Linked DNA regions of Mus musculus: regions 2, 3 and 4 are each linked to region 1. Evidence: chromatin loops called from intact Hi-C (ENCODE). Cell type or tissue: left cerebral cortex. All regions are shown on one strand.

Region 1 (8,000 bases):
TCCTGCGCCCCGCCAGGCCGGGTTCACGTGAAGCGCCGGCCCTCCGCCCCTCCCTCCCTTCCTTCCCTCCCCCCCTCCCTGTCCCCTCCTCCTGCGGCGCCCGCTCTGGCTCCCCCGGGCCCCCTGCCCGGCTGGGCGCTGACAGCAGCGGCGGGGGTCCCCGCAGCCGCCGCTGTGTCCCGCGCAGGCTCGGGCTGGGCCCGCGGAGCCCCCGGCGCGGCCATGAACCGACCCCTGTCGGCGGAGGCGGAGGAGGAACTGGAGTGGCAAGTGGCGAGTCGCAGGAGGAAGGCCTGGGCCAAGTGCCGCAGCTCCTGGCAGGCGTCGGAGACCGAGGATCTGTCCACAGAGACGACGACGCAGGACGAGGACGAGGACGACGAGGAGGACCTCCCAGGCACGAAGCTGCCGGCACCCGCGGGGCGAGGTCGGTGCGCGGGACAGGGACGTGCGATCAGGGAGGTGGCGTGCTCCGTGCCACCGGGCGCGGGGACCGGACGCCCCCGAACTTTAAATGCGCGCGTGACCCGCGCTTCAGCTCCAGCATGTGCACCTGGCTGCCGGCTGGCTCCCCTGGGTCGGGCGCCGGGAAGGCTCTCGGAGGCTACGGGTTGCCAGGGCAGATTCTCCTGCAAGGGAGTGTCAGGATGGCACAGCCTCTGAGTACTTATGTTTGGGGTCTTTAACGAGCTGTCCCTTCGCTCTACTCCCGCAGGAAACGTGCCCAACGAGAAGATCGCGATATGGCTCAAAGACTGCCGGTAAGTAAAGCGGGGGTTGCCTGGGGGAGAAGCGAGGGGGTTCGACTTCGTCTCTGGGTCCCGTGGTCACTGTAAGCTAGGAACCGGAAAGTGAGCCGGCCGATAGCTTCCTTCTAGAAGCGATTAGAACTGGAAGTGCTGTGGCCGCTGATTATTTGGTGACCGAGTTGACGACTTCAGCAGTCCGGGCATGATGTCAGCAGCAGATCAGAAACTAAAACAGGTCACAGTGATGCTACTTTGGCTGGTCGTGCTTTCTCTTGAAATAATTTTGATGTTTCACAGAACCTTTTATTTTTCTTTATTTTGGCATCTGCATATCTGGCATAGAATCATTTTCCTTTCAAACGTGTTATAGACGAGTTTAATTTACTTAGCTACACTAACTGGGGTTTAATTTGTGTTGTGTGCCTTAGGTCTCTCTGGGGACCTATTAAAACTAGCCAACTTGCTCCTTGGAGTTTAAGTCCTGGGACAGGGTTTTGTCAGATGGCATTGGAATTCGCAGAAGGAAATGGAGCTTTGAAGGCATTCATACTTTATGAGTCTGTTTAGTTACATACTTTGGCAACCTGCACAAAAATGTTTGATAAAATACAGAGGAGATGGGTTTTATTACAAGTAAATTTGACTAAAGTAAAATGTGTTTTACTTCTATTTTTTCCCCCAGTTTATTTGCTCTTTGAAAAACCTTGTGTGTGAAGACTATAACTTTTAAACTTTGGTTGGCATTTGCTTCTGGGCATATTATTGTTTTCGCAAATTATGTTTATCCTAGGGATTATTTGGTTGTTGGTTTTTTTTTTTTTTTCTGTTTCTTTTTGAAAGCTACTCACATATGGAATTATTTTTTTTTTTTTTCCCTGTAAAGACCAATAGCTGTCTCTGTCTTAGTTCATAACTGGAGCCATACTGATTGTTAGCTGCAGAATTTTACTTAGGCATCATAGACTCGTCTGAAATATTATGGGATGTATAGGCATTCCTTTTAAAGATGCACAGAGGCAAATACATTGCTTCAAGACATCTTTAGGTTAACCATCAGCCTCTTTTAACCCCTTGATTTTCAGATGACAAGAATATGGCCTTTACAAAGCACAGTACTATACTGTGTGCCAGGGGCTCGCCATCAAACAGTGTTAGATTAGAAGGCTGAGATTTTTAAATGTACATCTTCAGAACTTTCTAGGAGAGAACTTACAAAGCAGCATCTCTGACGTTTCCACATCAAGGAGGGAACGGAGTAGTCTGTCCTTGCGTTTATTCAGGACTTTAAAGTTTACATCTTGGTCTCATTTAAAATCCACTCCTTAATATGTTATTGGCTTACACTGAAAACAGGTCTTAAAATTTCTAGCGTTTTTATCTCAAGGGGATAGTCGAAGGATTTTTCTTTTTCAAATGTAAGAACAAGAGAAAAATCACATTTCAAAAATGATATATAGGAATTGAGATTGTAGAAGAAATCATATCAAGGAGATGGAAAATAAAAACAGTTTTTAGATAAATGAAGTAGTCTAATGCTAACACTGACCAGGACTCAGGACTGGTCCAGAAAATTCCAGAAGTATCATTGCTAAACTTAATGTGCACAGATTATATAATTATCTAAGGAAACCTGTCGTAGATTTCTTTCTTGTTCATGTACTTACCCCTATTCAATGTACAAGTAGTTTTTGTGTGTACCTGAGATGATCATTAACATAATTTGTATATTGTATGCAGATAGATGATCTGAAAGACATTTTCCTTCCTTGGTAAATTCTGCAATACTGTTTCCTCATTGCTATCCATATTCAGGGTAAAGATGTCATGTTTTTTCTTTTCCAGTGGAGTCTTTATTCTGATAACTATATTGATTTATTTACTAACCAAATGACTTGACACAATGTCTAAGAAGCAGTAGAAGATTCTGGTGGGATTTGGAGGGAGGTGTCCAGAAGTAGAGAACTGCTTTTGAAGAAGTCCAGTTACGTTCTGCCTACTTGCCATTTTCTGTCAGTGAAGAATAGCATGGGCAGCTGTGGACACAGGCCACTGTAGTGTTTGGGCCCAACTAAGGAAAGAGCTACCAGGAGGGAAAAAAAGATTTTTAATGATACAAATGTGAAATGTTTGCAAAACCCTAAAATTGAAGTTCTGTCAGGGCCCATATGGTACTTGCTGGTGATTCTTCTTCAACTCCAGTCTCAAAAGCACTGAATTTCACAGGACCACCTTGCTTAGGGATTTGCTTGCGTTTGTAATTGGCATTGAGCAGCGTAGTTGAAGCTGAATGCACCCCACTTCTAATGCAAATCATTAGAACTGTTACTGAGAAACTGAAGCCTGTATCACAGACTAGACCCTTCAGAATACAAGAATATTTCTGTGATGCAAGTCACAAAACTGGGAAAAGTAAAGATATCTTTGTGTTTGAAAACAACTTGGGAGACATTCGTGTTTGAACTACAAACTTGAGGGAGAGAAAAGTCAGTATTGGCTGATCCCTGACTCCGATTCCAAGGGGAGCTGAGGACTTTGCAAAGCTACGGGAGGAGAATGTGTACTTGTTAGAGTTTAAAACGTTACAGAGATGCTCAGGCTTCCCTGTGTTTGTGAGGAAAGGCGGCTGTGGAGGTGGCGAGGCTGCCTAGGTTGTGCTCTGAGCTGCCAGCTCCACTGGCAGGCAAGAGTTAAGAACTCTTCCTGACGCCTGTAACCGGTTTGTTTTACTAAGTGAAGTTACTTACCACTGAAAAGGCGCTTTCTTCTAATCTTGGTTTTATATTTTTGTTGTTGTTCTTGTTGGCTTGTTTTGGTAGGAGGGACTGAGTGTTTCTTTAGCCTTCTCTCTTTCTGTCTCTGTCTGTCCGTCTCTGTCTCTTTCTCTCCCCCTCCCTTCTAATTTTGCAAAGAAAATAACAATTCATTTCATATGCTAAGGCCATCCCAGCTCTTAATTGCCTCAGAGCAGACCTGTGATTAGGTTATTGCTGGTAAACTGACCTGACAGCAGGTATTTGCTGGGTTAGAAGGACATTACTTATGTAAGCCGCTCACATTCCTGGTGTTTGGGGAGGAGTGCTGAGTTGATTAAGATGCTTGCTTAGCTATAATTCTCAAGTGAGGCTACCCAGGGACAGTTCTGCAGATGGGTGTTCAGGAGACTGAGGCTTTTGTGTTCCTGTGATTACAGCACCCCTCTGGGAGCCTCACTGGATGAGCAAAGCAGTGGTACGCCGAAGGGTAAGAGAGCATTGTCCTCCTTCAAAAGTTAGAATCGCCCATCGTCTTTTAGCTGAGAGTGTCGTGTGAATTGCACTAGTGAGGATCATGTTTATAAAATATGCCATTGTGAGCTAGAAGCCCAAAGGGGGAGATATTGTCATAAGTCATAAAAGAATAGTAAGTAGCTTTCAGTAACTTTGTTTCCCGAAGCTCCTCACAATGCCATCCTTATGTTCTTATTGCCCAGTTAGATATTATAAAGATGGAGTAAATACAGACTCTGATATGTCAATAGAAAGAAAATATATCGTGAGCGAGCCAGGTTAACTTTAGTGTAGCATTTCTTTGCTTGTGCTAACTGAAATTACCACACCTGGGATTTTTGCACCTGTGCAAGACAAAATTCTCACGTTCCAAGTACAGCAAGAATGTGCAGGTGATGACAAGGTGAAGGAGAAGCATTCACCGTGTGAGGAAAATATAGCTTGAGGTCCTGACATACCGTGAAGGTGTAAGGAATGGCTGCTTTGGGACCTAGTTTTTTACGGAATTCTTTGATGAAGTAGTTTCTCTAATCAAATGTCTTCAGAGGCATAAGGGAATATAAAGTATGAACCCCGAATTCTGGAAAATTTACCTGGCCACAAACCTAGTTTCCTTACAACAGAGAAAAGGCTTGTTTGCTCTTTGAAATGACATAAATAATTTTTCAGCGTAGTCAGGTTTGAGATATTTTCCTAGGTTTTGTGAAATATCTTAGTAGACTTGTTTAATTAATGATGTCATAAAGTAGCAGGGATTAGTGGTAAACAGCACAGCAGGGGGCGTGGTTTCTGAATTTTCACCCTCTGTTTTAGGTGTGCTTGTGAGAAATGGAGGAAGCTTTGAAGATGACCTGTCACTGGGAGCTGAAGGTATGTTTGTTGAGGAACTATATCTATATCTAATCTTTATGGAGTTTTAGTTACCTTAAGAAATGAAGGAAGAACTGTCAAATCGAAGGCTCTTGGAGATATATTTAAATAAAGGCCTTGACAGTGGGTCACATTCACTGTCTTACCCAGGAGGATTCCTGCCTGGACGCCTGTGAAATACCATCTTGCCTGACCTAAATGTGCAGAGGAATTGTTTATGACAAAACTATGGTGATATAAATGAGAGGAAAACTGACCCAAAGACAGACGGGAGCTTAAATATTTACGCAGGAAAAAACTAAGTTGAAGCTTCGTTTTGGTTTAGGGACATAGACTCATGTCACACTTAGAGCTGTGGTTTGTCTTTCTCCTGATATTTTCCCTCTTTTAACCCCTGACAGTTACAGATTAAAGGACAAAGCCCACATAGAGTTACAAGTCGGATCCTTATGCTGCTGCCTCTTTCAAGCGGCTTCAGCACTGTAAAAGTATGTCATTAAATCCTTTGTAGGTGCCAGTAGAGCTTCCAGTCTATAAAGCTAGCTTTCTCCTTTATAGCAATTTTGCTGTTATTATAAAAGGTAGTTTACTTTGTCCTGAGACAGGTCGCTACTGTGGAGCCAAGGTGGCCTTGGATTTTCTGTGTAGCTTCAGGCTGACCTCACAGTCAAGGTGCTTTGGCTTTTGCCGCCTTGGTACTGGGGTTGCACGTGTCAGCCACCATGACTGAGCCCTTTGGTTTTTGTTTTAGTTTATGATATAATGAATTTATTCACTGAGTTTAGTGTCCTTGATTCTTTAGACCTGCATTTCCATTTGTAAGATGAGTTACTTATTTAGAACAGTCTAGCATCAGAAAGTATAGTATGCATATTTTCATTATCCCTGTCAATATGTTTTTCAAGGAATAATTGAAAACTTAACTTCCTTCTTTCAAGTCAATGCTCTTAAAAATCTTGTCAGTCCTTTATGGAGATGTACATCAGCATCCCTGTAAGCAATGCATTTGATGCTTTTGATATCTGCCAGGGAGGTTTCATGATATCAAACGATATTATTGGTAGGAAGTATAAAGAAGCAAACATTTCTCACAGTTTTGCACATCAGAAATAAAAAAATCAACTGCTGAAGTAGACATTTTGATTATTACTCTTACTTGTTTTGTTTTTCTACAGTTATGATGAAATTAACTCTAAACCTTGACTTCTGTTTGCTTTGACCTTGTTAATCTAGGTTAAAGCTGAGAGGAAGTTTTTAAAGGAAATGTTACATTGAAAGGTGGAGAGCAGTTCACATTATCCTCTAAAGGCTGATACTAACTTTAAAATCACAGAAGAAATATGTGAATACTGTGGTTCTCCTTAATGGCACCCAGTCCCTTTACTTTTAAGATGTTCTTGATTGACAGCTTTGAAATTTAATAGCATTACATACACCACTATATGCTGCTCATCTCCCTCATTACTCATCAGCCGGGTTCCAGAAATTTAATTGATTATTTATAGATTTTTTTTTTCTTAATTTTTAAATACTCGGCTAGAAGTAGTTTTGCATTGCCAGAAAGTACAAGCCACCTCCAAAAGCTGCTGGCGCAGTTATTGCCCCTCTGTCCAGTGGTTTCAGTAGTGGATATCTAACAAGCCAACCATGACGATGTAGATAACCTGTCTTCTCCATAACTATGCCATTTCCTTCTAACAGCTGTGCTCTCTGTCTGTTTGTCCGTCTGTCTGTCTGTCTTTTTGTTTATTACTTGTAGCCAATCACCTACATGAACCTGATGCTCAAGTTGAAAACTGGTATGTACTTGTTTGGGTCAGCTCCTTTCTTAAAAAGTCAAAAGGGATCATAGAAAATCGAGTTTTAAAGTATCTTATTATATTTCTAGCAACAATATCTTGGCCAAGGAGAGAAGACTACAGTTTCATCAGAAAGGGAGAAGTATGAATTCCACTGGGTCTGGGAAAAGCAGTGGTACCGTGTCAAGGTCAGTCCTGGTAAAACTGTGACCATGCAGTATTGAACCTGTCACCTTCTGGTCTTTGATTTGATGCTGAGAGTGTGAATCAAAGGGCCCCAAGTGTTTCCTAGACCATCATAACTGACAAGAGCTTCTTATGCAAAAACCAGTGAGATACCTGTAAGGAACCAAATAAAAAGCACTAACTGTTCATACCAGTGCTAGAATCTCCTAAGGATCGGTTAAAGTTATGTGAGCATCCTGAAAGAGAAAAACTCCATAGTGGGATAACTTGTATTTGTAAGGAGCCGAAACAAACTTCAGAGTGCCTTGAGGAACTCTGACATAGAAAGCAGCATACACAGCCACTATTAGCAGCTTGATATTGAAGGCTAAATTTGTTTTCAATGTGTTAAACCAATGACCTTTAAAATGTAAATTAAATCAACTCTGTGGGCCTGTGGACCAGTTTTTAAATTGCTATACAAATTATTGCATCACAGCTCTTTCTCTGAAGCAGCTTTAGCCATCTTCTAGACACGTTCCATCTTTCTTCTTTCTTACTCCCTTGTGAAGCCCCCCCAAAACTCGGATTATCACTGCAGTGAGAGGGTAGGTTACTGTTGAATTCCCAGTGGAATCAGGGACAAGTTTCTCTCCGTATAACCCACTTCCTCCTGACTTTACTCCTCCTACTTCCTTCATGGCTGTGGGGAGAGAGGAGCTGGAGGGAAGCTCTTCCTTGGGTTTCTGACCCAGCTTGTCTCCTTCTTTGCTTATGCTAAGATAGTTGCCTCCTATAAGAAAAACAAAGTGTGAGCAAAGCTTAGGTTTCACAGCTGGGTCCTCAGTACACAAGCTGTATCAACTCCCTATGATGTTTTCCCTTTAATCTATTCTTTCTTTATCATGCTTGGTCTGAACTACTTTCCTGGAGAATCCTTTAAAAATGACCAAAAAACTAAGGTGAGCAGTCCCTTAGAGGATCTGTTTTGTGTTCTTAGGGATTAGGCCTTCTGACTTTTGTTTCTGATTTTCCAACACTAGTATCATGAGAAAATGTGCCTGTATATCCTTTCTAAGGACTGTGTATCTCATGCATGCGAAGTATCGGAAGATACAGAAAGATATGATGTGAAGACCTGAGCCACGGGG
Region 2 (8,000 bases), 130 kb before region 1:
ACATGGTGCTGGAGAAGGAGCTAACTGTTCTACATCTTGCTCCAAAGACAGGAAAAGACTGGCAACCTCAGGCAGCTAGGAAGAAGCTTTCTCTGCCCAACCTATTTCCTCCAACAAGGTGACACCTACTTCAACAACGCCACACTCCTAGTAGTGCCACTCTCTGGGCCACACATATTGAAACTACCACAGCCCTCAAGGACACGTCTTTCTAGAGCCCACATCTAGGTTCCATTTTGCATATCCCATCACTTCTTCCAATCTACTGAAAATTGCAATCCACCAATGGATTAAGCCATTTACTATGTCAAAATCATCATGATCTATTTCCATGTCCCTGGAAATGAACTCACAAACATACTCAGGGTATGTTTTAGTAATTTCCTTGGCTCACAATCAAGTTAACTTAAAAACCAAAATTAACTATAGCACTGTCTATTTTAACTAAACAGTGCCTTGTTCTAGTCCTGAGCTACAAGGCTCCAGCAAATCAAGGTCTAGTTATATTTTAATTCATAATTATGAGAATCTGTGCAAAACTATTTCAAAATGGAATTCCTTATACTATAGCTTATAAATTATACACCTCCATTTTTATTTCTTTTATATTTATTGGATGCCTCACCTACTAGCATTCCATATTCTAATTAAAAGGCAGGAAAATCAAGCTCCTTTTCCAAGATAGAAAGCTTGACAGGATCCACCAGTATATTATTTCAATGCACATTGCTTTTACTCTGATTTTAAAATGTGCACACGCCCAATTCTTACTCTCTCTATATCTTTTCATTGGCTCGTTCCCCATTGTACTGCCACTCAGAAAACTATATTGGATGTAATGGGGCATCCTGATCCTGCTTTTTATTACACAACAGAATATAACTGGATGACCCACAATTTCTATGATTCAGGGAGATTAAGAATTAAAGATGCCAAAGAAGGGGAAATATAGTTATATTCATTTTTATGAAAGCCTGTCACCTGTAAAGGCCTGTAGGTACAAAACTGGAAGTAGAAATTACAAGGAGCCAAATTCAGATTTAATTTTAATGCCGGTTTATAACAAAGCTGTACAAATGCAAAGCTATGTAAAGGTGCCATTGATTAGAGGGCAAAATTCTTGTGGGCAGCAAAATGGCACTTGATGAAGGTTCCAGATGTTTTAGCATTTGCATACTAGGGAAGGAGAAGGAGGACCTATCCCAAAACCATCTTTAAAAATCACAGGGCCAGGCAATGGTGGTGCACTTTTAATCCCAGCACTCGGGAGGCAAAGGGAGGGAAGCCTCTGAGGTTGAAGCCAGCCTGGTCTACAGAGCACATCCTAGGATAGACAGGGCTATACAGAGAAACCCCATCTCCAATGTTCCCTTAAAAAGGGAAGAGAGAGACAGAGGCAGAGAGACAGAGAGGACAAAAGAAAACAAGGGAAAATGAAAGAAAAAGGACAAGCCAGAAAGCATGGCACGATAAAAAATGAGCACACATTTAAAATAATCGAAAACCATGACAATTTTGTGGAATTACATAACTTTTCTTCTGGATAACTTGGAGTAACAGTAATGCCATCTTGCAAGACTGTATAAAGACCCAATATATAGTTAAAAGATATGTCTAATAGAATGGCCAGCACATAGCTGTGGTTAATGAAATTTCTTATTATATCTAATTTTACATAGTTAAGCTTTATGAAGCTGCCAACATTTGACCTTTTTAAGCAATAAAAATGGCAATTTCACATGACTTAATCTGGTATTATTAATGAAACTGGGTGTAATTGAGTCTGAATATCTAGCATATTTAATATTCAGATTTAGGTGTGGACATTTACAAAGTCTTTGCTTTCTAAGGATAACTAGTTATTTTAAGTTTAGCGTGATAAGGCAGAAGTGAGAATTCTTGCCTTGGATGTTTGAAGCTCCAAGTGATTAAGATTGACTTCTGAGCTATGGTCTATATATTGGATGTGGCTTAGGTAGAATTCTAAAACTCATGTGACAAAGATCCTATCTCACAAACTGGAAAGAGTAAGGATTAGGTATGTGTGAATACAAAAGTAATTATGCGACCATCTTTCATTGCCTAGTCATTCAGCTTACCCGGAAAGAATAGAGCCAATCATGTAGATAGATGCTGTGTTTATTCATTTGCTCTTTGGAGAAACTGGGAATAGAAAAAGGATGATCAATATTTTCTATATACCAGAAAATCTTCAGAGATTGCAACACAGAAGTGAATTAGGATTAGAGCCTTGGGACTTAAAATGTACTGTGGACTAGGACTGCAATTTTCTGTATCTTCAGCTGCTACTGAAGTCATGTGGGCCTACACATAGGTGTGTTTTAAGGCAATCTATTGCCTAACATGAGAAAGTGTTTGGGACTTTAATTATAACTTGTTGAGGGAAACCATCTATTTACCTGTCTGTTGATCAAATTTTCTAAATTATGGCACAGGAAAAATATGGATACCAACTGTACTTAAAAAGAAATAACAATAATTTACTTATGCAAGAAAATTATAGAGTGTACATAGTAAGTTATAGTGGGTAGTACTTTGGTAAACCATGAGCATAACAGTTATATGAGTACTCTAGAACATATATTTCTGACCATTCACTGTAAAACAAGCAAAACAATCCTAGTACTTTGATTCCTAGAAAACACTAAGTAAGTTGATATTAGCAAAACATTTCTTTACCTATAAAAAGTCATTAATAATGACTAATTATTTATGGCTTAAAGGACAATTTAAACTGTAATCTGTAACAGAAGCCTAGCTATCACTGTTGATTCGATGATATACCTGAAATATGAAATATGAAAAGTGAATAATGGATATATTTTCACATGATGAATTCTTAAACCAAAGCCTAACAACCACAAAGTGTTTCTGTGCCATTTGAGAAAATTAGGCCAGAAACATTAGTGTTTTTCTCTTTGATTTCCCCGGTAGATCAGTGTAAATTGGCAGTAGAAACTATGTATCATCATGAAGGTCAGAACAGAGACTCAGAAGAAAGAAAACTGCATTACAGCTGTGGGTGTAGGGCCAGGCAACTGTGAGAGTGAAGGTCCAAAGCCACCAGGCAGAAACTGTGAGAGAAACACGTATTTCCCAAGTCAGGAACTGAAGCCAAGTAGAGGTGCATTGTCACAGTGTCCACAGAGAAGCTCCGGGGACACAGAGTCTTTTGTTTCTTGCCCTTTAATATAACGGCAACAGAAACATATAGGAAACCAGGCCTTTCCAGTGTGACCTAACTAGGAGTCAGTGCAAACTGACTGGGATAATAAACTCCAACTCCCTATAAGTCATGTCATGAAAGGTAAGGGCAAAGAGTCAATGGACATAGCCTGGGTGATTAATATTTTCTTTGTGTTTTACTTATTTCAGTCCAGGAGAGAAGCAATAACTTAAATTGCTGTATATGGTAAACATCAACACCAGGTTTTGTGTTGGAGGCCGTATCTCTTGGATTAGTTCTAGTTAGTGGCATACAGGACTGAGCTCCTGTTCTCAGTTTAATAAACCAGACCGTGGCTCTGTCTAACCCCTGACGCAGCCCAATGGAGAGATGCATCAAATGAAAGGGGAAGAGAGGTTTAACTGAACAGTTTATACCTTTGAAGTATTATGAACTCACTCTCACATTCCACGAGAACACGTTTGCTTTTCTTGGCCCTGTCTTGATAGATTTCCACTCCTCTTGTTACACAGGCAGGGTGTGGATCGCTACACTGGGAGGCTGAAGGCACCATCAAAACGGTTCCCTCTCCTCAGCTCTTGAGAACACGTTTCCAGCTCCAGTCCGAGCTTTCCACTTATCACCAAATAGAGCTCCCAACATTTCCTGGTGACGATTGTGTTAATCTGCCAGTTTTCTCCAACAGGAAGCCTTTTCCTGATATAATCTAAATGTTCCTCTACCTAACTCCATCCCACTGTTCACTCCCATGGCTATCTCTTTGAATACTGCAGAACGGTATCAGCTCCTTTGTCTGACTCCTATTTTTAGACCCAATTTGTTACGTCCATAAAGCCAATGGCTTAAATTTAGCTCCGTTTGAGTTTCTCCCATTAGTCACTTAGTGTGTCACTCCCTTAGTCATTTTTGTTGCTTGGTTGGTTTTCAGTTTCGTGATGCTCGGCCTTAAGAATGAAAACAGTTTTTCAGGGACAGCTCATAAGGGTGGAGTCAGTTACTGTAGTCTACAGATGAAATGGCCCTACCTATTGCTGACATGTACACTTAGTATCCTTAAATTTTTCATCCTTTCTCAAGCCATGTTCCTTCCATCTTACATGACTAGTTTTGAGCTCCTAGTAACGTGATGTCCCACAATGCCATGCCATTTTCAGACTTCAGCACTATGCCTGGAACAGTTGGAGCTACTGATACCCCTGGTGAACAAATGAAAAAGTTAATGGCTCAAACATTGCTAGTGAGGTCATTTGTAAGTTATTTGTGTAGAATTATAAAATGCTTTAGTTTTCTACTACTTAGGAAACCTCTTATTATAAATTATAGGCAGATAATAAAGTGACGTTGGATGGAGTGGTAGATAAATAGATTGACTGACTGATTTATTAACTGATTTAGATTTGCCAGCATATAATCTTGTCCCATAGGATTTGTGACGTAGGAAGTAGTGTGAGAAGTCTGACACCTGTTCATACTTTACTCTTTGTGCAAAGATGCTGTCATATAATGCCATGGGTACCGCCCAGGGATAGCTGCTATTTAAATGGCCTTATCTTTATTTGTTTCAAGTTCTGAATGTTTGGCAGCTCTCTGGGAACCCACCAGGTTAGTTCTGATGAGTCTCACATAAGTGCTATAACTCAAGGGAGTGGGAAGTTACCCTCTTGTACTTATGAGACTCATTATTGGTCAATAACCAGCATCCATTGGCGATTCTTGCTGTGGTCTTACAGCACTTTCGTTTCTGTATGTGCTTTTTTATGTATTCGGGCTTTACAGGGAATTGTGAAGTTGGTCGCTTGGTGGCGCTGTAGCTAATAGCTTGATTTTCTTTTGTATTTTTCCATCGCCTTCTTAGCTTTTGTTTTTTAATGACAGCTACGTGAAATATGCTCCCGTCTTAAAACTCTGCTGCAGGAGAAATGATTTAATGGCTCTTGACTTCTGGATTAATTTTGAGCATTAGAAACATTGTAAAAACAGATTCTTGCTAGTAATGATCATTATCATGATGGCTTGGGGCATAATCATTTACCAACATTAGCCAAGTGATTAAAATCCATCATGAGTTTAATTTGTAAAGATTTAGTTCCTTTGCAATAAATGGCTAATGGTATTAGCCTCATCTGTGTGGGGCCCGAATTTACCATTCTAGGACTTTGAGCTTTCAAACTAGATTTCTGTCCACCCTTGCTGCCATATGTCATTCATGCCTGATATTTACCAAGTATGTGGCATTTCCTATATCAGTGCTGAATGGGGCCATATGGTGTACAACATACAGGCAGTCATAACCTGCTAGTTCATAATTTATTATTCCATAAAGCAAGCGACCTTAATGGATGTTAAAATTAACAACCATGGTCAGTCAAACCTGAAGGGAAAGGGGAGCATTTTGGCTTTATGACTCTTTTCTTTCCTTTCTTATTATCTTATCAAGTCGAGATATATGTGGAATGATCAGATTTCAGTTCGTATAGCATTATCATTAACTTTGCAATAATGCCCTTTAAATGCATCTGATCTTAGAAATGATTTCTAAAAATTTCTCATCTTATAAAAATGCTTTAAATTTTTGTCTACAGAGAAACCGCCTTTTACATTTTTTTTTACAATTTATTTATTTTATGAACATTGCTGTGGTTTTTTGCCTGCACATACGTCTGAGTGAGGTTGTCAGGACTTGGAGTTGCAGACAGTTGTGAGCTGCCACGTGGTTGCTGGGAATTGAACCAGTGTCCTTTGGAAGAGCAGTCAGTACTCCTAACCGCTGAGCCATCTCTCCAGCTCTGCTTTTCACATTTAAATTTGCCTCCTTCCTAATGTTTTGTCCGATGAATTATGAAAACTGTTGAGGTAAACAGTGCTCTACCAAGAAGATAATTCATCAACCCACTGATTTTTCTTCAAAAACTCCTGAAGAAAGTTCAAAGGGGAAGACCAGCAGAGAAAACTTTGAAACCATGGAAGGAGGAAAAGCAAATGTACCATTAATAGACACTACTTCATTTTCAGAAATATCCTCTCAAAAGAAACAAAAAAGTAAATACTTCACACTGTGTAGAGTTTAGCCCACCTTGGGTTCACTGTGTGATCTGCAGGCTTCATGGTTACATAAGCTGTTTCCTCCTCAAAGCGAGCCAGTGTTAATATCACCACCTTGCAAAGAGCTAAGAGAACCCTGGTTAAGAGTTAAGTGGCTTCTGGTTGTTCAGAGCCTGGTAAAAGGCCTGTCGATCAGTTGGCACAGGCCGGCGTGAAAAATAAATTCATGTTCTCTGGTCAGCTTCTCCCAACTGCTTAAAAAGGTCAGTTTCTCAAAATCCTAGGGTGGAATAGGACAGCCTGTTTGGATTGGTAAAGGATAAAAAGAAATTCTAAGAAAGTCAGATAATTTAAAACTCACATGCAAAATTTTCAGTGATAATTAATTTAAGTGAAAATACAAACTTCTGGTCAATTTCTAAACATCAGTAATTGCACTAAGTTGAAGCTATCCTAGTCTTCCTCCCTTTCTCCCCTCCCCCCCTCACGCATTTACAACTATGCACAGGAGGCTCTCCACACAAGAGATAAGGAGCGAGCTGAGCCAGAGAGACTCTTCTCATACTGTGGCTCTTCTTACACCAGTGTGTACCAATACAACTCTAAACACAGTTGACTTTTAGTTGACAGGAAAGTCTACGCAAGGATTTAGCATAGAATATTCAATACAAACAACTGTAAGAGTAAGGAAACAGAGTCAGAAAAAGAAAATACCTCATAGCCAGGCAGTACAAACAGAAAGTGAGCCCAACTTGTTGGGAGTTCACACTATTTTGCCTCTCAACTTAAACACTGTTATGCAACTTAAAGGCAGTTATGTTATACTCCCTGGGTGTTACACAGTTTCAATAATGACTTTACCAAACTCATTATTGAAAACTATTTCTCTTTTCTTTTTTTTTCTCCAATTTTTTATTAGGTATTTACTTCATTTACATTTCAAATGCTATCCTGAAAGTCCCCTATACCCTCCTACCCCCTGCTCCCCTACCTACCACTCCCAATTCTTGGCCCTGGTGTTTCCCCTGTACTGGGGCATATAAAGTTTGTAAGACCTAGGGGCCTCTCTTTCCACTGATGGCCTACTAGGCCATCTTCTGCTACAAATGCAGCTAGAGACAGGAGCTCTGGGGGTACCTGTTAGTTCATATTGTTGTTCAACCTGTAGGGTTGCAGACCCCTTCAGCTCCTTGGGTACTTTCTCTAGCTCCTCCCTTGGGGGCCCTGTGTTCCATCCAATCATTGACTGTGAGCATCAACTTCTGTGTTTGCCAGGCACTGGCATAGCCTCACAAGAGACAGCTATATCAACAAAATCTTGCTGGCATATGCGATGGTGTCTGCATTTGGAGGCTGATTATGGGATGGATCCCCGGGTGCGGCAGTCTCTAGATGGTCCATCCTTTCATCTCAGTTCCAAACTTTGTCTCTGTAACTCCTTCCATGGGTGTTTAGTTCCCAATTCTAAGAAGGGGCGAAGTGTCCACATTTTGCTCTTCCTTCTTCTTGAGTTTCATGTGTTTTGCAAATTGTATCTTGGGTATTCTAAGTTTCTCGGCGAATATCCACTTATCAGTGAGTGCATATTATGTGAGTTCTTTTATGATTGGGTTACCTCACTCAGGATGATACCCTCCAGATCCATCCATTTGCCTAGGAATTTCATAAATTCATTGTTTTTAATAGCTGAGTAGTACTCCTTTGTGTAAATGTACCACATTTTCTGCATCCATTCCTCTGTTTAGGGACA
Region 3 (8,000 bases), 1.6 Mb before region 1:
GTAGAACCAGGCTGAGGTCACGATTCCCAGGACTTGGTCAGAAACTCAGTTCTTGGCTTTCCTTCCTCTTCTGCTTCCTCTCTGCCTCCTTTCTCCTGAGAGCGATGTCTGAGTAAATCACTTGCTCATGAACCCTTACTCCAGAATTGGCCTCTTGGGAATTGAAGAGCTTATCTTTCCTTCAAAGCACAATAGCGAGCACACACACAATTCAATGAAGATTTATTAGAGTGGGGATTCTCAAAATAAACAGAAACACAGCTTAACAAAATGCTAGTTGAAGGTACTGAAATATAATACATTCAGGGTTTCTCTATAGAATTACATATACATTCTTAAATACAATTTAAAAAAATCCTGCACATATTTAAATCTCAGTTGAATAGGAAATAATGGACTAGGTAAAATTTTATCAACAGTACATATTTAAAAAATATGTTATAGTTTAGTGTCAAACTGTAGGGACAAGTGACTATCAGAAATGATTAACACAGCAGAAAACTGGGTACCAAATCTCATATGTCAGGATGTTGATAGAGATCACACACACACACACACACACACACACACACACACACACACACACACACTGCAATGTATGTAAAGTCCTTGATTGGCTTTGAGATTCTAGAATCAGGCAATACTTCATTCTATAAATGAGTAAGTTTTACACTGAGTCTAGCAGAGGTTAGTTTTATAGATGGAGACAAAGCTGGAAGACAAAAGGCAGACAAGAAACACCAAATTGGTCATTTAAAAATTATTTCTCTTGTAAGGCGGGGACAGGAAGTGAAAAAAAACCCCGAGAAAATAATTGATTGGTCAAAATCAGGCTTCCCCAAGGGCATTTTGATTTTTTCTTTTCTTTTTTGGTGAAGACTAAAGCAGAGGGAAGTTCATTATCATGTTAATTGAAATTGGCCAGTTTAGAAAATGTGCTTGCTACCTCTTGTTCCTGAAGGTCAAAGACAACTTAGCTGTAGTTGTTACTGCGGAGCTCCAGCACAGGCAACTCCATTTTAAAGTTTACCCTACTTTTGTGAAGCTCTTCTTTTACAATAATCACCTCTTGTAATTTTTATTTTATGGTATTTTTCTCCCTGAGCTGAACATCCAGATGAGTACACAGAGGTGAAAACAAACAAGTATGTTGGTCTCTTTTCATTCCACTCCGAATGAAGATAAAGACCACAGATGGCTAGTGCTTAGGGCACAAAGGGCAGACTGTCAGCCATTGTTTGTTTGTCTGTTTCTCTCTCTTCCCTCTCTCCCTCTCTCCCTCTCTCCCTCCCTCCCTCCCTCCCTCCTCCTCCTCCTCCTCCTCTTCTTCTTCTTCTCCCCCCCCCCCCCCCAGTTTTCTGTTCTCACTACCTGGATCTGTCTCCAGCCCTGCTGACTCTCCATCCCATGTACCATAGAGTTGATAAAGACTTCAGGCATTTTAGGTTTTCCATGTCAGCTCCCTGCTCCTTTGGGTCCACGACAGAAAATATTAGGAAGACTGGAGGTCACAAGGGCAGTGATGTGTTTCTACCTCATTGTGGCTTTGGTGACAGGAACTACATCTCTTCTGCTGCGTCAGCTCCCACTCTCGCCAACTCGACTGTGCCTTTGGTCCAGCTTCCACCAAGTAATTCTTGTCCTTCAAGGCTAATGACAGTCCTGACTTCCTGCTGCCCTCAGTGTGAGGTTTCTATTCTCCTACTTGGTAGATTTAGGGTAGGGTAAAGAGGAGATGAAAAGAAGAATGGGAGAATGTGGGACTCACAGGGTGATAGGCTGTCATATTTCCATTAGACTGCCAAGGCTTAAGAAAGAAAGTAATGAGTTATTTCCTAGCTGTATGTCTACTAAGTCAATTTCTCTATGAGTAAAGCAGTGGTTGTTTATACAGGGATAACAAAGGGAGAAGTCAACTGCTAAACAGTCTACTCTGTACTCAGAAGTCCAAGAATGTACCAAGTGTTTCAAGCCCTCACTGTCTCTCCATCTGTTACCCCAGAGTCAGTTCAGTGGCTACAGGGATAACTATAGAAAGAAGCCAGCAGAGGAAGTTGATGTAGGGAGAAGATGGCTGCGGTTGGGTCTACCATGTAAGTGAGATCATCCAGGGCCCTCTGAACTGATATATTCTGGACACTTGCTACCTGAAGGGAAACTGCAGGTAGTTGGTGTTGTGCACACCAATGACAACAGCCAACAGAAGATTCTAGGACAAAAAGAAGTCAGGTAAAATGCTTGTTTTGTCCTTTCCCCTCAACTCCACCTCCACTGACTAAGGGAACTAAATTTTTGCTGAGGATGGAGATAGGAGCAGAAGTTGACTCTCCCTTTAGCTGTCACACTTGAGACTAGAAGAGTTGCAGATTATTTTTTTCAGATTAGGGATTATCTGCATGTATACAATGAGGCATCTTAAAGATGAGAATCATTTTCAAAAACAAAATTAGTTTATATTGCACACACACACACACACACACACACACACACACACACACACACACGGCTTGAAGGTAATTTCACATATTTAGTGCGCATCATAACTGCATTTTCACCTGCTGTAATAGATCAAGCATTCAATCTACTACCTTTGGCATCTTGTTGGCTATGTTTAGAAACAAAAAGGCTTTTGGGATGTTTTAAACTCCTGATTTTCTGATTAGAGATTCTAAATGCATACTGTGCAACCAGACTACATGATTTTTGGAGTAGAGGAAGAGGGGCAGGCCAGATCTCTTACATCACCCGTGTCACATGCTTGGACTACGACTATAAGATTGGTACCCATCTGACAAATTATCAGATGCCCATCGCATCTGCCTGCTGTGCATGGAAAAGCACAAATTCAACAATCAAGTAATTAGAAAATTTAAATTATTTCTGATTAACATTCTACTAAGTTCCCATGGCTCAGCCAGAAGGGTAGCTCTTCTATTTGTTGCTACAGGGAAAAAAAATGACAGGAGCAACTTAAGAGAAGGTTTATTTGGGGCTGCAGTGTGAGGGTCTAGTCCATCAGGGCAGGAGGTGTTGGTGGCTGGAGTATAGGTTAGCTGGCCACTGTGTATCCTCAGTACCAGGCAGAGAGGGATGAGTGCTGTCTGTTTAGTTGGCTTTCCTTTTATGTAGTTTTACACCCCAGCCCATGTCACGGTGCTGCCTGTGTTTAGGGTGGGTCTCCCCACTTCAGTGAACTTGATGTAGAAACTCCCCCACAGAAATGCCGTGATGATTCTCCATCCCATCGAGTTGACAGTCAAGGTTAACTACAACAGATGGTTACATTTAAACCATCAGATCATCTGCAACAGAGTTCTCTGGTTAGCATTCATGGGCCAGGGACATAGGATTTTTGTTTTATCTATCCTCAATTATCCCCCTTTTGATTTCTTCTTAGAATTAGGCTTAGCATTTCTGCCTTCACCTTCTGTTTTCCTTTTCTGGAATCTAGAGTAGAGAGTACAGAATTCGATTTATTCAACCATGTATAACTAACTGTACGGTTCATTGATCACTAGTATACTCATGCAGAATATGAGTTAGCTGGCCCTGTATCTTCATCTAATTATGGATTAGTGGTACTTAGGGGTTTGAAGCTGTATTGTACACACCCAGCACCATGCCTTGTGCTGTGACGTGACTGCTCTGCTTTGACTGTTTTTGATACGTGACTTGTGAGAAGCCTTTGTGAACATACGTCTGTCCACGTTCCTCAGCTGATGATTTGGCTTTATTTCGTAGAAAATGTGGGTGGCTGAAAGAACTTCTTTCACACAGTCATAATCTTCTGGCTTTGCTTACTGCTCTCCTGTCTTACACCCAAAGTAGCAAATGATAGGGACCCCTTTGTTGCCACAAAATATGTAAACCACTTCCATTTTTGACTGAGATAGAGCAAAACAAATATCCTCGAATTCCCACTAGATGGCGCTATTAGAATGGAAACGACTTAGTTTTTCTTCGGTCATAGTATATATCTCCATAAAATCTTCATTTTGAAATCCATCTCAGCATGTTATTTTGGCTTGTCAAGCAGGTCTGCTTCCTGCTGAACTAATGGATTGGGATGATGTAGTATTTAGGGAAAAGATTACCCAATGTTTCCCAAGAGAGCCCAGAGGACTCTAGGCAAAACAGCCAAGAGACATTTTATCCACTTCTGATCCTAGCCAATTTCTACCTGACATTTTTGATACCCTTACGCTTCTCCATGGACATGTAGGGGAGACCCCACAGAGACAATATCTTTGAACTGAGTGAGAGGCCCCGTGCATGCCTTTTCTTCCTAGTCCTGTGTGCTGACGAAGGAAGCTGACGCCCTCAGCCGATTGCTGACCATTGCCAGCTAACTCATCAGTGGTGATTTATCCAGCGGCTTTCAAAGTGCAATTTCTGGACTAGCAGCATCATTTGAGATTCCTTAGAACCTCACATTCTTCCCAAGCCCCCTGAATTGGAAATTCTGGGGCTGGACCACTGCAACCTGCAGTTTCACCAGGCTTCGAGGTAGACCTGATGTTCAGAAACCATAAACAAGGTCTTCGGGCTCTTCACAAACCATCCCTATCCTCCTGTTTGACCTGACATCGCTCTTGAAAGCCCTCAAAGAACAGCCTCAAAGGTGAACAGGTGGGTGGGGTATTTGAACGCCAGTGTGCCCTCCTTGTCCTCTTGAAAGGGCTGCCTCTGCCGTTTTATTCTGAGTGTCACCTCGAAGCACAGCCTCCATTGCAGAGGACTCCTTGAGCCCGTGTCTAGTGTGTAAATGAGGAGGAGGCTGTGATTAGTCATTCCCGTTTCTTTTGGAAGGAAGAGTGAAATGCTCAGGAAAGCCGCCAGGTGGCAGCCTGGTTCCTAAGCGGCTCCTGTATTACTGAAAGGCACTTTCTGGCTTGTTCACTGTAGTCAAAGAAAGGCAATCCAACAGCAGTAGTCATTTATTGACTAGGCTGTTTGTCTTTTTCTCTACTGCAGCATGAGTCAGAGCCCACAGAGGGAAAAAGAGAGGGGAACAACCTACTGATTAATGGGTCAGAAGGCTGCTCTGTAAGACTGTGAGCCACTTCTGCCTCCGTTTCACAGAATGTGGGATGTAGGGAAGCTACAAAGGCGAACATTGGTTAAATACCCAATGAAGCTGGCTCAGTCAACCAGTTCAAACAGGTATCTGGAATATGTCTGTCTTCTGTCCTTTGATGAGCAATGTACCCACACACAGGAATCACATGGAGTAATGTTGACATCTTCTGATGCCCAGAGGCTACAGAGGCAGTCCCTGGGCATCGGTGAGATTAAATCTTCCCAGGTGATTCCAGTGGCAGGAAGCTCTGGAGACCATTTTACCCACATGCATTGGAGTTAAATGCACTGACAATGTGGCCTCAATGAGAAACTGGTTGCTGTCTCATATCGTAGTATAAATTTGATAGAATATGTTGTCATGGTCAGTTCTGTTATTAACAATGGGCAGGGTTTGTCATATGATGGAAAGTGCCCACACCCTTCCCCCAACTACTTCTTCCTTCCTCCCTTTTTCTTTTATTTCCCCTTTTTTTCCCCTTGAAGCTAAGAACACAAACCCAAAATTGAAGATATTTCTACTTCCTGGAGGGATATTCTGACTGAAACCACACTATTCTGTTCTAAAGTACAAAGACCATACCTTTGGCTGTATGCTCTCAGGGGTCCTTCAGCTATATGCCCTAGTTTAAAGGCTACTACGACAGCAAAACATTTAGCTTAGTGCTGATGCGAGGGGAGTTGTTCATATTGATCAGGCAGAGTGAAAACGTTTGCCTGGACAACCCTGAAGTCTTTCAGCAGAGTTTGAAATTTTTCTGTAAGGAAAGATTTTTTTTTTTTTTTTTTTTTTTTTGTACTAAACCAGGTTTTGAAACCTAGAATGCGAATTTTAAAAAATATTTGTTCTAGAAAACCATATATGTTCCCACAGAAAAAGGCAGCCTGGAAGGAAACATAGTTGTAACATATAAAACATGAAATATGCTGAACCGTTGTGTGAAAGGACACATGATGCTAGGCTGAATTCTCGACACCCACGGACGGGGTTCAACCCCGCAGGAACTCCAGCTTCTGGTCCTCTCTCAAGGCTCGTCCAAGTATCACTTCTTGAAATGTAAATATTACTGTAAGAAGCAACTTGTTAAACCCTTGCATCATAAAGCATACCAAGTTTCCCTATAAGTGCAGATTAGCCAAGGAAACTGAGAGGCTTGCGCTGGAAAGCCCAAAGAAAGAGGATGGAGGAAAGAAATGTGTAGTAAGGATTGGGAGCCAAAGGGCCTTTCTCCTTCAGTTTGACATTACAGTTGGCTAGGGCCCAACCATGGACAGTTTAACTTGGTTCATTTGTTGAGTTTATGCTCCTATCCTACAAAATTCTTGCCGACTCCCCCCCCCCCCCCTTTAAATGGTACGTCATAGAGAACAGCAAAAGCTACGGAGTGGCTATGGTGTCTCACGTTGTCTCACGCGACTTCCTAGATTCCAGAGGCTTCTTTTCTGTGGGCGTGGCCAAGGCAGCGGGGGTTTATGACAAAGTTGAGCGACCTCATGTCACTCAAACCAGCTGTATTAAGGAAGGTGCAAGCTTTTGGGATTTCTGTTTGGATTTAGTTTAGGTTCAAAAGAGCACGCACAGATCCTGAGTGTTGTCAAGCACCCGTGACTGGGAAACGGAGGCGTCCGATCCGTATTGGAGTCAATTCGCCACTTAATTGGTGAGTCTCTCCACCTATGGCACTGCAGCAGTACGTTTCTGTCTGCAAACATAAACATATTCAATCAATACAAAGCAAAACCTTGCTTCTCAGAGGCTCTCCTATGCTCTCTTGTTGGTTTGTGAAAATAGCTAAGTAGTGGTGTTCAGTTCATCCTATTAAAGAGCCTTCATCAGGGAATACTGAGACAACTCTTGGTGGCAGCAGGCTTAGTCATCCTGCTGTGACAAAGGGATGAATAATGTTTTTTAAATCTCACATCTACCAACACTCTCTTTTCAAAATGGATCCTCCATTACAGAAAAGGAGCTACTGCAGATACATGCGGTTAGCAGTTCTACCTTTTTCATAGCTTCGTTACTAAATCAAAGGGTGCATGACACCGTTCCTCATAGAATGGAATGACTTCGTGACTTCTCAGCGTTTACAGTTCTCGCTTTGGAAGATGTTGGTTTGTGTTCTTGCGACCGTAAGAGTGACTTCTGTCTTCCTGTTAGCTGCTTTCTCTCACGTCTTGGTTATTAGGCCATTAAACCCTCCTCCATTTGAAATGTGGCTTACTCATGCTTTGTGATGTAGCTGCTATTTGTCAAAACGGTTCTCAGAATCCCATTTTCTGGTTACCATTAGAGCACAGCACGAAACCCTGAAGATAAAGGATGATGTTGGTAAATATTTTCATCAGACTTTGTGAGAATTCAGATTTCTAATAAAATTAATTTGAGAAAAATCAATGACCCTATGAGTTTAAGAGGACTTTCATTATTCCAAGGTAACAGTTTCCAAAGCTTAGTATGTCCTTCAAAAGCTTATTGTCTAAAATGTTCTTTCTCCTCCTTCTAGGGCGGATTTCCCCTTCTGGGTCATGACTAACTACATTGCTCATACTAGCCAGAATTATATATCCCTGTACATTCCCCACTTCTTTTCCACTCAGAATAGTTGATAATCTGCGTAGTTACAAGAATATCCACGCACAGCAGTGGCTTATTCAAAAAAGGTATCATACCACTGTTGTTTCTTTTCCTTGGCAAAAAGGGAATATTTTGTTCCTACAATTATAACTTCTAAATATTAAAAAGTGAGTAGTGAATTCTGATAGACATTTCTTCAAAAATCTGTCAAATTAGAATACATCTTACTACTAAAGTCATTTTGTGATTATAAGCAATAAACTTTTCTTCTTGCTTTTTTCTTTTCTTTTTCCTTATTTTTCTGTTCTTTCTTCTTTTCCTTCCTCCCTTCCTCCCTTCCTCCCTC
Region 4 (8,000 bases), 110 kb before region 1:
CTATCCTTCTGCTAGTCAGACTGAGGGAACAGTTTCCTTATCTGAAACTTTAGGCTTTCAGTGTGTAAATGTCCACACGGTCGGATTAAATGAAAATAAAGCACTGCCCGTGTTCCTAGAGCTGATAGAAGAAAGGTAATTTGTAACTTGACCCTGGGAACAGCATGAAAGTTGGTCATAGAAAGATAATTTAATATGATCCACTGGTTAGAGCATATCCAAGTCCTTCTTAATGATTTTCATTTCCAGGCAGTAAAGCCCTGCAGGGGAACTTGTTGCGCAACTTTACAATGCTATGCCTCCTTTGGTTTTATTAGCACTACCCACTTTAAAAATCAAGGGGACTCATTAATGCTGGAGTCCTAGGCTAGAATGAACAAGTCTGTTTTGGTTGTATTGTTGTTCTTTGCTATTTCAGGGAGGCTCATTAGTTTGCTTTTAAGTTCACAGTTCTGTTTTAGCAAGGCTCCTGCTACACACCTTGGCACCTCAGCAGGTCATCTCTGTATCTGCACCAATTTCAAGGACATCATCACTGACAGCAGGCCCTGATAAAGCAGTGCAGTACACATCAAGCAATGTTCATGGGACTGAGTAATAATAATAATAATAATAATAATAATAATAATAATAAATCACAACTACCATTGCCTAGATGGAGGTACTGACAGCTCAGTTAGGAAGGAAATGGGAAGTTAAAACACAGAAGGAGGGGTGTGACAACTAGCTGTGAGCATAGGAGAGAGCTAGCGGGAGGGTGTGCACACCTTGGGACAACAGAGACAGGACTTCTGGATGGCAGGAATCACAGGAGCTAGCTGCCCATCATGTTGATGTCTTGGCGTGTGTGTGTGTGTGTGTGTGTGTGTGTTTGCCCATAGATTCTCAGCTTTTTTTTTTTAGGAGATGGGCTCACAAGGGGATTTCCCTGCAAAGCATGTTCCAGAGTTCGGTGTCATCTCCCAAATTTGTATTAAAATGCTTAAAGTCCACTAAGCCCTGTGACCCTGGGGATGGTACTTTTCTCTTCACAGAAGAAGTTTACATTGCCACAGACCTGCAAGCCACAGAACAGGACAACAAGGTATGAAGAAATTGCATGACACTTCCCAGCTAAAAAGTGTCGGAACTAAAACTTAGTGTTTTAAAATGTCAGCTCAATAAGGAGAATATATTTGATTAATTTCTGTCTAATTCCTATAATTGTAATAAGCATGGACTTAAGAGTCAACAAACATTTGACAATTTTGTGATCATATCTGCTGTCAGTTAATTATTTGAAAAAGATTTGGACACTTTCTTTTGTTTGTTTTTTGAGACAGGGTTTCTCTGTGTAGCCCTGGCTGTCCTAGAACTCACTCTGTAGACTAGGCTGGCCTTGAACGCAGAAATCTGCCTGCCTCTGCCTCCCGAGCGCTGGGATTAAAGGCATGTGCACCACTGCCTGGTTGGACACTTAAGTACTCAGTGATCATCATGTCTCTGTTGACAACTAACACTTTAATGTTAAAATCATACCTGTTTTCAGACCCAAGGAAAAATTTGCATAAATTTCTTTTCTTGGCTGGTTTTCCTATATTGAGAAAACTGGGAATAAGGATTGTTTTAAAGAATATTTATATTCATATTTATGGTATGTTTTTTTTTTGAGAAGAATGTAAGCTATCTTCTGTGTCATATTGAGCAAGGACATTTGTATGCAAAGTGTAACTGAGTTCTGCACATTCAGGGGCAGTTCATTGGTGCATCACTCTGCCCACCTCTTTCTAACTTTTCAAATCCATTCAATGCCATTTGTCATTATAGGACTGCTGCTTCTTCATTCTGCCTCACAGAGCCGGACTGGGCAGAATACTCTCCTGAGGACAGGGGAGACTCAAGGCCACATCATTCCAACGGGTAGAGAGAACTGCAGAGTGGACCACAAATTATACAAGTAAAAAGAAGCTGAGCCCGAGTTAGCAATGTCTGCTGCGTTCTCACATCGGATCCTGTGCACAGCACATACGCACTATCAAATCTCTGGAGCATTTGCAGTCCACAGTGCTCATGTGCTTACTCTTTGCAAAGGACATTTTAAAATGTTCAACACCTCGCTTTTAGCGAATGAGCTACAATGGTACAGCATTATATTAATGTTGAATTTTTGGAATCTAAACAATACCAGAGTAGCCCTATTGCCAAATAAAACTAATGGTAACACAAATAAAGCATGGTAAGCATCAATAAAATCTTAGTATAAAATAGGAATTTGCATTTTGATCTTGTTTTTTTTGGGGGGGTCTCTTCCATGTTGAAAATGTTCACTAATTCACTTAGTATTTTACTATCTTGCTGGCTTTATTTTTGTTTGTATTTATCAACCACTGTTTCCATGACATTATCCTATGTGCTGTGTGCACCTGTCTCTAGCTCCTATCCTGGTCTCATAAGCTAGGAACATTTTCTCTCTGTACTTTATAGACAAAAGAAGCCCACATTCCTATGCACTATGATTTTTCTATTGCAGGACACTGGTTTAGCCATTTTATGAAATCTCTCTGGCCAACAGAGCCGTGGCATCAAACCATGACCCGAGTACTCCTGTGTCAGGCAGTCAAAGATGGGCCACATAGCAGGAAGACATGGAGGTGATGTACTAAGTATAATGTGACACTGTCATGGACACGGTTACCTCAGAAAAATCAAGATCATATTGATTAAAGAATTATCAACTGAATCCAAGGGGGTCCCACACTCTCAAGAAAGCAAAACAGCTAAGAAAAGAAATGAGGGTAAATTTTTCCTTATTAATATCTAGAAACAGAAAAGGCGGGGTAATTAATTAATCTTTACAAAAATTTGACAGATCACTTTTCCTATCTGCACTCTGATCATCTATAATTGTGGTTCCAGTAAAATCATTCATACATTTGTTAAATTGGTCAGTCAGTTAGTCAGTATATAGAGAATGTTGTGGACCAAATCTTTGATAGAACTTTACTTATCAAGGCTTGGTAGCTTACGCCATCTTTATTCTTAAAGCCCTGTGGGAGGCTGGGGCAAGGAGAAACTAGTTCTTACTCAGGGTTAATTGGGCTGTGAAGGTGGCAGTGTAAGTTTACACAGTTCTCACTCCATGGCAGCCTTCAGAAAAGGGACTGGCAGAGAAAGGAAGACATGAGGAGAGACACTCAGGCAATGCTTCTGGGGTGGGGTGAGGGTGGGGGTGGGGGCTTAGCAAGAGTTCCAAATAAATTGTCTGGAAAAACAAAAGCAGGAGGGAGTGGTTGGAAGAAAGAGAAAAGAGCATTTCAGGAGGGGATAAGACCTAGACACTAGGGAGAGAAAGATCTGGTATCCACAGATCTTCAAGGAACTCAAAATGACTGGAGTTTTGCAGGTATTGAGGTGAGAGTGTCCACATCGTGTATGTGTGTGTGTAAGAGCGAATATGGAAAGCAGAGGGAACCCTGTCTGCAGAGTATGAACATCTCAACTTCACAGCAATGGGGAACCTCTCAAAGGTTACATAGGAAATCAGTATTTTAAAAGGGCACTCTGAAAACTGTGGAAAATAATTTACAGGATGACGATCTGGAGGCCAGTAGATTAGAGCTAAGCCAAAAACCAGTGAGTAACAGAATCCTCTCATGATATATTGAAACAGGAAGGTGAGTCTGCCACAGCAAGGTTTCTGAACAAGAAGGTTGGAGCATGGCTTGAGGAAATGCATTTCTAACATGTCGTCCTGAGGCTTCCTGCCCAAGAAACAGACAGGGAATCATTGTTTGAGGCAGTGTTGGTGGCAAATGTAAAATTCTACAATTCCCCCCCAAGGACTTGCAGGTTTTACTTCAAAAGCACCTGTCTTGTCATGTATATATATTTTATGCAATTGACTCATTCTAGCCAGCAGCCTTTTTCTTAACATAATAAATGCCAGTGGATAAATTGAGTTAATTATTGTTATTTGTTTCAATTATGTTTCTTATCTGCTTCTATTTTGTTCTTAATGAAAGCCTGTATGAATTGCTTTTGTAAGACTTGGAAAGTCAAGAAGTGAGACATGTTGCTGCAATTAGCCTAAAATCCAATGGGATTCATTGTTGACATGAAAGGGGCTTTGCCCTTTCTAAAGAAAAGAAAACAAATTTGTGCTGATCCCTTTAGTTTGCAGGAACCTAAAGAAAAGCTTGACTTTGAAGACACTCACGCTTATCCGTTTAAATTTCTATCTCTGCAATTTCCTTACGATGTATTTTATCTGATACACCAGAGAAAATTCTCAACATTTGCAACAGGATAAAAAGCCGGCATGCTAGTGCACTTGACTAAATCCTTTGTCTAAACTGGAATACAATAGAGCAATTGAAGGCTCTCATATTTGGGCTCAGACTGGAGAGCTAAAACCTTGTTGGGGGAGGGGAAATCTCATCTGTTTTCTGTAGATTAAACATTCATTACTCCTATTGTGAGACCAGAACAACAAAATCATTGCTCTGTCAGTTACCTACAAGTCCCTTAATTGAAATGCCTTTCTTATCCCATGTATAAAAACGGCCACCCAAGCAAAATGAAACTTTGCCTCCTTAGAAGATATAGGAGTTCCATTGGCTTAGGAACAAAGTTGTATATCTATAGGTGTCATTATAAATGAAACGGAAAAGTTTTGTGTTAATTTTTTTTTCATCAAGATGACAGTGGATTTGTACAAACCGCCAGGCAGTTTGTATCTCAAGGGTAGACTACTTACTTACAAGACTGAATTCTTCTAGCATCACAGAATCTGTTAGTGATGAGACATGTAAGAATGATTTTGTCAAAACAAAGTCAATCTGTAATGGCTTTTGAGACCATCTCGTGCTAATGTACTTCTGGTAACTGCCAGATTCTCTCCTTCTTTGGCATACCTGTAATACATCAGCAGTTCCTTTACCTCAGTATCAACTGACTTTCAAAATGCCTAGCCTCATTATGCTTGTCCGCAGTGTCCCAGTTGTGGTTACTAACGTCATAGCTCCTTTGAAAATGCAAGGATGTGTCCACGCTTCTGAAAACTGCTGGCCACACGCACCTTCTCAGTCAGGTTAACTGCAGCCAGAAGCGGCGGCAAAGACACTAATGAAGCCCATTCCATTGATCCCGGCGTTCTCTCCCCACACAGTGACTCGGTCTCTGAACTGGAGATGGGTTTCAGCAGGAAGGGATTGCAGCATCCCTGAGCAGCGGGCCATAATTATAATTACAGGTGTGGCAGGCAAAGACAGCAGGAGAGGGTGAGCTCATAAGAAACAAAGATTCGCTCTGCTGGATCATCTATCTTCACTGGAGAACAAAGAGCAGACGCATAAATAAGGGAGTTACCATGTAAACAAATTGAGCAACCACCAACACACAACAGAGTGCGTGTTCCTCAGCCAATGTATACACGCCTCTGTTACAGGAAGCTCTTGCCTGTTCCCTGGTAGAGGTGAGTGCTGCCTTTCTGTTCCCTCGCAACCTTCAGTGGGTGGGCAGGGGCCGATTGCGATTCCATAAGAGCAATGAAGCTATGCTCCTCCAGTTTTTCATCACCTCCCCTTACTCCAGTCTGTTCTCACAATCATCACAAGAGGACAACACGAGCAATGACCTTGAACGAGAATGTTCAGGCCTCTGCAGCTGCCTCAGCTAGAAAGAGGACAGGCAAACCATTCTTGTTCCTTTTAGAGTCGGATGCTAGGATGATAGACGTTGCTGCTACTTTTCTGTAGGCAGCTCTCTGAAAGGCCAGCAGCAGATCCCGTTGGGTTTTAAGCTAATTGGATAGAGCAACATGCTTTTACTTCTTGACTTTCAGATTTTCACAAAAGCACTTTGCAGGGCTAGGAGCCAGTTTTCTACTGGAAAAGCAAATCAAAGGAGTGCTGCAATTATGCAAATGGTTAAGAAAAAAATTTTTCTGCAACTGAATCCCTTGTTTGCCTACCTTTAGGCAGGGCAATTATACCCCTATCTCATTTGCTGCTGTGCCCTCAACAATTGGTTTGCCTTTAGCTGGATGAAGGACAATGCTGAGGTTCCCCAGGGACGGTGTTCTGACACAGCCAGAGGAAGATCACGAAGTGGATTAGAGGGTTTTTCAGGCAGTCAAGCTTTTGATCTAGTATTTGTGAGCTAAGTAGAGAGATAGAAAGGAGACTTAAAGAGTGACAGTGATGTTCTTTGCTCTGTCCTCAAATCTTTCTATTGTTGTGCCTTAATGAAAGTCTTAAAGCAAAATAATTTCCTCCATATCAAGAATTTGCCTCCGATGTCGTGCTACTAACAGGAGGGTGACAGCTGCCTGAAGGATATCACCTTTGTTAGAGATATGGAAAGGTTTACTTACAACATGGCTCATTCTTAGGATTCTGTGTGGGAGTGGTGAAAGCAGTCAAAGTAATAGACATACAATAATCTTATTTCTAGTGTTTTGCTGCATAGAAAATTGCATTCGTTTACCAATCTGCATATATTAGTTTGGTTATTGGGAGCTTTGAGGTCAGAGGAGAAAGTTCAGTCCTTGTCAAATGTGCCTTGATCAAAGGAATCTACAGGAAGCAGAGCCTTGGCTTCATCAGGAAAAGAATGGCTGTATTATCCCTTCTAGGGAGTGTAGAAAGGCAAAAGAGAGGAACAAGACCTTTGACAGCTACTACAGAATAGAGTCACTGGCTGGCTCACCCCTTTATATAGTGACCTCTGTTGTTTTCCAGCAAAAAACCAGCATTGTGGTTACAGTTTGCTGGGGGCTACCCAGAAAAAGAACTAAGGCCTGGTCTTGGTGAGAAACACCCTTACAAATCTGAGGCTGGAATGCATGTTACATAGAGCTACAGGCCTACACTCCCAGAGCTACAGGGACATCACATCTTCTTGGAATGTCAAGGCTCTGGGGACCTCAATATATCCAAGTCTTCTTATGGACAGACATAGGCTTCTTTGAGATGTGTGTGTGTGTGTGTGTGTGGTGTAGTGAGTGTGTGTTTCCTACTAGTTACCTGGTGACTTCAAATGCACAAACAAAATGCCTTATAAAACCAACCATAAGCATGCACACTCATCTCCCATCCTGGAGCAATCAGGAAAAAAATGGATGATGGTTTTGGGAAAGTGAATGGGGGTAAGGTGATCCAGGAGGGAAGGGTTGTGAAGGTGAGAAGAAAGGACAGTGGGGTGGGATGCCAAGATTGTAGGGCTGGGATTTACAGTACAGGAGGAATCTGATGCAGAGATGCCTATGACCCACAGCTAAAGACCTGGTAACCTTTGGGATTCATGTGGAGTGATGGATTTTTTTCCTACAGCAATCAGAGTTTGACCTAGCAGAGTAAAGCTAGATTTGGCATACACAGGCACAAAGAATTAAGCAAAATATCTTAGAAGGTCTCAGGATATAGTTTAATAGTCATTCAAGCACTTGGCTAGCATACTTGAGGCCCTGGGTTCAGCAATCAGTGCCAGGGTTGGGGTAGTGGTAGTTCTAGAAGAAAAGACGGTCTGGATGAGACACAGTACACATTAATTGGAAATGAGCAACAATTAACAGGAAGTGTTTCTGGTAAAGTTATAATGATATTGCCCAGGGGAAGGTGTTACAAAGGGAAGTATACAGCTAGAGCTGCCCCTAACATAACCAGGAGGGTGAATGGCCAAGTGGAGGTGATTCTATGGCCGCCACAAGCCATGCTTCTTCCCCAGTGCCTCATTGCCTGTGAACAGTAAAAGCCTTGTGTATGCAAGTCATTTGTTTCCCAGACATGTGTGCTTTCATAGGTGTGGGTTTCCATAGACAACCAGCATTTGAACACCGGCCCCCTCATTTCAATGATCATTGGATTAGCAGTAGGAGACAGTACAGTTTCAGGACAGATGCAAGAGTTAATTTGCATCTGTCACTAAGCCTCTCCCATTCCTGAGACTCCTGGAGGAAAAAGCTTTCTCTGAACCTTATCTAAGGGGCTTCTTTCTTAGTATGTTAACTTCTGCTTTGCCTT

Evidence for each region. Peaks named below come from ENCODE experiments on the same cell type or tissue, not always from the same donor. Only the 100,000 strongest peaks of a DNase experiment are listed, where the experiment ranks them.
Region 2: a loop joins it to region 1, with 4 times the contacts of the local background. A loop is called at or near these places in 31 of 42 quality-filtered maps.
Region 3: a loop joins it to region 1, with 3 times the contacts of the local background. A loop is called at or near these places in 2 of 42 quality-filtered maps.
Region 4: a loop joins it to region 1, with 3 times the contacts of the local background. A loop is called at or near these places in 30 of 42 quality-filtered maps.

The regions. Positions count from the first base shown.
Region 1 is chr2:79,635,318-79,643,317 of GRCm38, forward strand. Itprid2 (ITPR interacting domain containing 2) reads left to right here and starts at 108. Exons shown (of 18, transcript NM_080558.4): 1 at 108-427; 2 at 716-761; 3 at 3,940-3,989; 4 at 4,829-4,885; 5 at 6,645-6,684; 6 at 6,774-6,872. The coding sequence starts at 223. In left cerebral cortex, CTCF peaks have their summits at 258 and 4,791 (motif pointing right); DNase peaks (open chromatin) are centred at 437, 785, 3,451 and 3,897; H3K4me3 peaks cover 4,028 bases; H3K27ac peaks cover 2,191 bases.
Region 2 is chr2:79,507,149-79,515,148 of GRCm38, forward strand. No RefSeq gene overlaps it. Among named protein-coding and RNA genes, the nearest start is that of Gm39867, 39 kb to the right of the region's middle. In left cerebral cortex, a CTCF peak has its summit at 4,994; DNase peaks (open chromatin) are centred at 4,111 and 5,007.
Region 3 is chr2:78,044,599-78,052,598 of GRCm38, forward strand. It overlaps Gm52519 (a long non-coding RNA gene), which reads right to left and starts at 7,386. Exons shown (of 3, transcript XR_003953861.1): 1 at 7,082-7,386; 2 at 6,483-6,782; 3 at 3,113-3,302. 4930440I19Rik (RIKEN cDNA 4930440I19 gene) reads left to right here and starts at 6,579. Exons shown (of 7, transcript NR_108098.1): 1 at 6,579-6,740. In left cerebral cortex, CTCF peaks have their summits at 3,920 (motif pointing right) and 4,836 (motif pointing right); DNase peaks (open chromatin) are centred at 3,722, 4,007, 4,250 and 4,827; H3K4me3 peaks cover 1,136 bases; H3K27ac peaks cover 991 bases.
Region 4 is chr2:79,523,368-79,531,367 of GRCm38, forward strand. No RefSeq gene overlaps it. Among named protein-coding and RNA genes, the nearest start is that of Gm39867, 22 kb to the right of the region's middle. In left cerebral cortex, no CTCF peak of the experiment used is centred here; no DNase peak of the experiment used is centred here; H3K27ac peaks cover 414 bases.